Regions from separate parts of the Homo sapiens genome. Here region 2 is linked to region 1. Evidence: chromatin contacts called from ENCODE Hi-C or POLR2A ChIA-PET data. All regions are on one chromosome and are shown on one strand. The core of a region is the stretch at or near the end of the contact, and the rest is flanking DNA. Distances in the headings are between cores, read along the strand shown.

Region 1 (2,907 bases), core at 294-2,793:
AGATAAAGATGTTAGAAAAAGTGCCTGCACAGGCAAGGGAGTGGATCCACAGGCCAGGACACACAGACAGCCCGGGAACTGCCAAGAGCACTGAGGTCCCATATCCTGGCTGAGAGAGAGGGAGAGGAGATGTCACCAACCGCAGCCTGCTGGGAGGGAGAGATTACAGGGGACCGGACAGAGGGCAGGAAGAGGAGGAGTGAGACCCTTTCGCAAAGACTCACAGGAGAAACGGGAGTCCCAGAGCAGGTGCAGGCCCCATGGGGAAGGCTCCAGCCCTGGCATTCTGCGGGGCCAGCCCTGCTCCCCCAGATGCCACCGCTGCAGAAATGGAGCCCAGCCTGGGCTGCACGGCTCCTCCCAAGGCAATGACAGAACTCCTCCAATATCTGATGGAAAGCTACCCTATTTCTTTCTTCTGTTTTTTTTTGTTGTTGTTTTTTGTTGTTGTTTTTTGTTTTTTTTTTTTAAGAGACAGGGTCTTTGCTGCAGCCTCAAATTCCCAGGCTCAAGCAATACTCCCTCCTCAGCCTCCCATGTAGCTAAAAGATGACAGGTGTGCGCCCTACACCCAGCTGATTTTTTCTTCTTTTTTTGTAGAGATGGAGTCTTGCAATGTTGCCCAGGCTGTTCTCGAGCTCCAGTGGCTGGCTCAAGCAATCCTCTGGCCTCAGCTGCCCAAAGCTCTGGAATTACAGGCATGAGCCAACCTGCCTGTTTCTACTGGAAAAATCTTCTTTCATGGAGCCTCATCCTGGGGAAAGGCCACCTCCCTCATTTGTCCCCAGCACAGGGGCTCCTTTATGTGGCAGATACTAATACTTGCTTGGGAGATAGGATCTGCCAGGGAGCAGGGTGGCTTGTTCCCAGGAAACAGCCTTATTGAGCTGCAGTGGCTTTATCTTTAATGGATCGTTTTACGGGACAAGAGATGATGGAATTTGGTATCTTAAACCAGTGGTGACAATGATTTCAAATAATGACCTTTTATTGAGACACACAGGAGACCAGCAGAGTCCTGGGAGCCTCGGCTCAGGGAAGATGGGGAGCCTGGGATGGGGAGAGCCGCCCACAGGAATGCCCGACAAAGCGGAGCAGCAGGCGGAGGAGACAGAGCTCTCGGCTCTCGCAGGGCCAGCCAGAAGACCCCATTCCTGGCACGGTGGCCATGGGTGGCCCGCCCTGCTCTCCTGGGCCACGAGGTGTCGTCACACTGGCCCTCCGGAACCGGGGCTGGGTCAGCACCCTGAGGATCCGTGCGAACTTCATACACCGCCAGCCCACTTTAATTAGGAGCAGACTCGCCGAGGCAAGCCATGTCACGCCTGCAATTAAAGGCCAGATTGGAGGCATCTGATCCCCAGCCCTGATTTATTTTAGGCCCACAAATTACTTTTATTATATGACAAGGCCAAAAACGCAAAGTCATGTGCGAGTTGTTTGCCATGTTTTTCCCTCAGCCTCGCCAGGAAAGCTGTGAGAGTGCCCGTCACAGGGGAGGGTGCGCAGGGCAGGTGCCCAGTGACACAGCGGCGGCTGTCAGGTTCGGACACAGTGCCAGGGACACAGGGCCACTGACACACAGCAACCTCCCTCACGTGCCTGCCGTCAAACCGGCCTGAATTTCTGCTCATCAACAACCAGGAGGCAGCCCCCACCATGCCTGGACCCACGGCCCTCCTCCAGCATTATTCGACCTCAGTGGGGACCCCTTGCCGTTTATTCTGTTAAAAGGCACAGGATGGTTTAAAAAGGAGAGAACAACGACAGTCTCCTAAGAGCACAGAGGGTCTGAAGAGACAGGGACTGCAGCTGGAGAACAATCATGGCTCCCTTTTTTTTTTTTTTTTTTTTTTTTTTTTTTGGAGACAGAGTCTTCCTCCGTCACCCAGGCTGGATGGGACAATCTTGGCTCACTGCAACCTCCACCTCCCGGGTTCACGCCATTCTCCTGTCTCAGCCTCCCGAGTAGCTGGGACTACAGGCACCCACCACAACACCCGGCTAATTTTTGTATTTTTAATAGAGACGGGGTTTCACCACATTAGCCAGGCTGGTCTCAAACTCCGACCTCAGGTGATCCGCCCACCTTGGCCTCCCAAAGTGCTGGGATTACAGGCGTGAGCCACCATGCCCGGCCCATGGCTCCCTTTTGTCCAGAGCAGTGAGGGATCACCCGGCCAAGATCAGCTCCCACATGAGCCCAGCCCCGTGGGGCCTCAACACGGGCCCAAGGAGGTGCTGGCCTGGCAGCAGCTCTGAGGCCCTGGAAGGCTGTGGGGAGGAGGCAGCAGAGAATTCGAGAAGCTGCTCCAGCACCAGGCTCTGCAGAAGGCCAGCTGGGCACCAGGGCTGATGTGCCCGTGGTGGGAGTGAGCCACACGCAGGCATCCCGGAGAGGCAGTGGGGCGTGAGGCCCTGGTGGGAGTCTGAGTCTCTGTGTGCAGAACGTCGTCTGGATACCTGCAGGCTGTGGAGGCTCCCATCTATTAAAATGCTCTGATGCCTCTATGCTTACATTTATTTCATCACCGGCACCCACAGACACACAGCACCCACTGAGCCTCATGAGGAAACACGGTGACCGCCAGGCCCCTGGTGACCGAGATGGCCTGGAGCGTCCTAAATGGCGCGTGTAATGATGGGACTAGCTTTGGAGAGCACGGGAGTTGAACTGTCTCACACACAGGCCGATGGCCATGAGGCTACGCGCTCCTGTTCCTATGACCTAAGTCTCAGCCTGTGCCCACCACGGGCAGAGGCCGCAGGATGCTGGGTCCCTCCCTGGGCCTCGGGGACCCGGGCTGGGCTCTGGAGCTCCGGGAGGGTTTGGCTCACACACGGGTTAAGTCTGCTTGGCTCGCAATCAGGTCAGGGAGAACAAGCGGCCCGAGCCCTCGGCGGGAG
Region 2 (2,907 bases), core at 200-2,699, 44 kb before region 1:
AAGTGCACCTCTGGGGGCCTGGACAGTGCCGCTTGCCAGCGAATCAGCAGAGGCTTCACAGTGCTCCTGCACGCAGGAGACACGCGCTGCCCAAAGCTAGTGACAGCAGAGGGAGGGGTGGCTGCCGGGTGGCTGCTGGGTCCTGCGGAATCCCCCAGAGGAGGAGGGTGCGTCAGCATCACGGCCCCTACTCGGCCCCCAGTGAGCATGGAGCAGACCCTGGCGGCCTCAGGAGGATGCAAGGAGGAGCTGAGCAGCTCTTCCAAGCTGCAGATGACGGGTGCAACGTGGATCTTTGCACACTCCAGGCAAGCTCATCCCTAATCTCCCCCTGCTAGCGATCTCGCCTAAGGAAGGAAGGAATTCAAAGATGTCCTTTGCTTTTGTACTGAAAGACAAGTACGCTTGCACGCGCGCGCACACACACACACACACAATGACTCTAACCAAACCGTTCAACCATCGTGGACAGACTAAATAAACGACACACAACAGGGAGGTGTGCGCTGGCAAGATGCGGTCTACAGGACGCTTTCAATGACAGAAACGTCCTCAGGATGTGTCTGTTACCTGAAGAAACACAAAATGCACGGTCATGAATATAGCAAGAGCCCAATTATGGGCAGAGCTCTCTCAAGACAGGGAAATGTATCAAAACAATAACTGTGGTTCTTTCAATTGTAGGAGTAAACACTTCTGCGCTACTTATTTCTCTAAATCTCTTTATTGAGAAGGCATATCCTCTAAGGTGGGCCCATGGGCCACATCTGGCCTGCCACTTGTTTTTGTGAATAAAGTTTTATTGGCACATAGCCAGGCCCATTCATTTATGTATCATCCACAGCTGTGTTCACGCTACAAGGGCAGGGCTGAACATTCAAGATGGGGAATGCACGGCCTGTAAAGCTGCAAACAGTCACTATCAGGTCCTTTACAATAAGTTTGGGCTGGCTCAAATGGTGGCTCACACCTGTAATCCCAGCACTTTGGGAGGCTGAGGCAGGAGGATCGCTTGAGGCCAGGAGTTCAAAACCACCCTGGGCAATATAGCAAGACGCTGTCTCCACAAAAATTTATTTTTAAAATTAGGTGAGTGTGGTGGTGCACGCCTACTGTCTTAGCTACTTGGGAGGCTGAGGTGGGAGGATCACCTGAGCCCAGGCGGTCAAGGCTGCAGTGAGCTGTGATCATGCCACAGCACTCCAGCCCGGGCGACAGACTGAGACCCTGTCTCAAAAGAAAAAGCTTGCTGAAGCCTGACTTAAGTCATGAAGTAACTTTTCTAGTGTAACTCGCAGTGTAACAGCATCGGGGTGAACACCACGTCCCACAGACCAGCTTCAGCACACTCTGGGAGCAATCGCAGGTGTGTCTGTTGCAGACATGGGCAGCAGTCCCAGTTTGTACTGAGCGTGGCAGCTGCGCGCGCCCCACTACCGGCTTCCGGGCCTCTGACTGCCCCTGCCGGGAAGCAGTCCGGCTCCAGGCATGGAGAGTCCTGGCCTCCTGCTCTGCCCCGCTCTGGGTCCTGTGCCCTCTGCACCATCAGCCCAAGCCAGCCATGTACTGTGGGCACGCTGCCCCCAGAACTCAGGGGCAGCTCAGGGAGCGGGGCCATTTGCACCTCAGCCTCATGGGGACCTGGATCCTGCTGCCCGGACGGAGCCCAGGGGGTGCGACTCTCCCGGCCTCACCACCTGACCCAGCTCCAAACTCCCGGAGCCCATGGACTTTGCACATTCCGGCTGGGATGGCCCCAGTTATCTTAATGAGCCCAGACACTCATACATGGGAGAAAACAGCAATTCAGGTCCCTGAAATGACAACTTTGGGACCTGGAGTCAGGCTCTGGTTCTCCCGGGTTTGCTGAGACCTGCCCAGGGTCTGGGGAAGAGAAGAGGCACGGCCTGAGGAGTGAGGTCTTCTGTTTCTAATTTTTGGGGGGTGTGAGGGTGTCCATTTTCTCACTGACATCAGTTCCAATACGCTCCACCTAAAAGCAGTCCTATTTTGGAAGCTCCCGAGGGACACACATGAGGTCTGAATCCTGGAAGTGGCGTTCCCAGACAAAACCCCCTTCCAAGACAGAGCATCCCTGTGCCTGCTCTTTGCCGGGTTCAGAACTGTCTGGCTCACAATTGAAAGCATGTTTTAAGGACCTTTAATTTCCCAAGATTTTAGTTGCTGGAAAAAAAAAAAAAAGGTACTGATCTTAGATTAGGTTCTGCAATTGTGGCCATAAAAACCCAGAGCAAAACGGTTTCCAACTTTTAGCTCAAAAAGAGTCACGTCTCCCATGTCTGAACTATTATAGGCTCTGAATTAATGAGTCTGAATTAATGTAGTTTTACCGTGCAACGCTGGGCCCTGCCCTGAAGCAGCTCACAGTGTAACTGGGAGACAAAATAAGCACATATGAGAAGCCAGGGGACCCGGGAGCAGAAAGGGGCAGGTGCCCAGGAGCTGTGCTGGCACGCCTGCTCGTCCTGCTGCTGCCGGGGTGGAGGGGCACCAGCTGGAGCGAGCTCCTCTGCTTCTCGGGGTCCTGCCAGCGGGACTCATTGGCCAGGGATTCGGCCAGCCTCCCTGCCACCCACCCAGCAGCCACAGGACACTTTTTCCCAGATAAAAAGGGGAGGGCCAGACTGCAGGCAGCCGTGGGGAGGGCCCCTCCTTCTGCTCCTCACCCACCCCATGATGTGCGGGTGGCCAAGCCTCAGGAGCTCGGAAGCTACTCAGAAGGTGGCTGGCCTGCCCTGGTTCTACAGGAGGTGGCCGTGCACCCCCGTGCCCCATCTTCACCTCCTTAAGGACCAAGGCAGGGTGGGGAAGGGGATCAGGAAGTGAACAGGGTGTGGAGCGAGCCTCACAGAGCAAAAGCCAGGCCCCCTGGGCTCGGGGCTGTTC

Evidence for each region. Hi-C counts contacts between places; a loop is a spot of excess contacts on that map. ChIA-PET counts read pairs that join two places held with the same protein, here RNA polymerase II (POLR2A). Pooled maps may share reads with other maps.
Region 2: a map of heart right ventricle shows a loop between it and region 1 (2.4-fold over the local background). The contact joins two enhancer-like sites. A Hi-C loop is called at or near these places in 4 of 168 maps with a recorded cell type or tissue (DLD1, heart right ventricle, lower leg skin and 1 more) and 3 of 50 pooled maps. POLR2A ChIA-PET finds 5 or more read pairs at or near these places in 3 of 52 experiments (MCF 10A, OCI-LY7 and WTC11).

The regions. Positions count from the first base shown.
Region 1 is chr19:5,059,391-5,062,297 of GRCh38, reverse strand. All of the region lies in intron 6 of KDM4B (lysine demethylase 4B), which reads right to left. Among named protein-coding and RNA genes, the nearest start is that of KDM4B, 92 kb to the right of the region's middle. Within about 2 kb of position 1,543, at least 7 of the 41 ENCODE cell types and tissues checked have a DNase peak (open chromatin) inside an H3K27ac peak, as active enhancers do.
Region 2 is chr19:5,103,778-5,106,684 of GRCh38, reverse strand. The region is part of intron 9 of KDM4B (lysine demethylase 4B); the gene reads right to left. Among named protein-coding and RNA genes, the nearest start is that of PTPRS-AS1, 73 kb to the left of the region's middle. Within about 2 kb of position 1,449, at least 9 of the 41 ENCODE cell types and tissues checked have a DNase peak (open chromatin) inside an H3K27ac peak, as active enhancers do.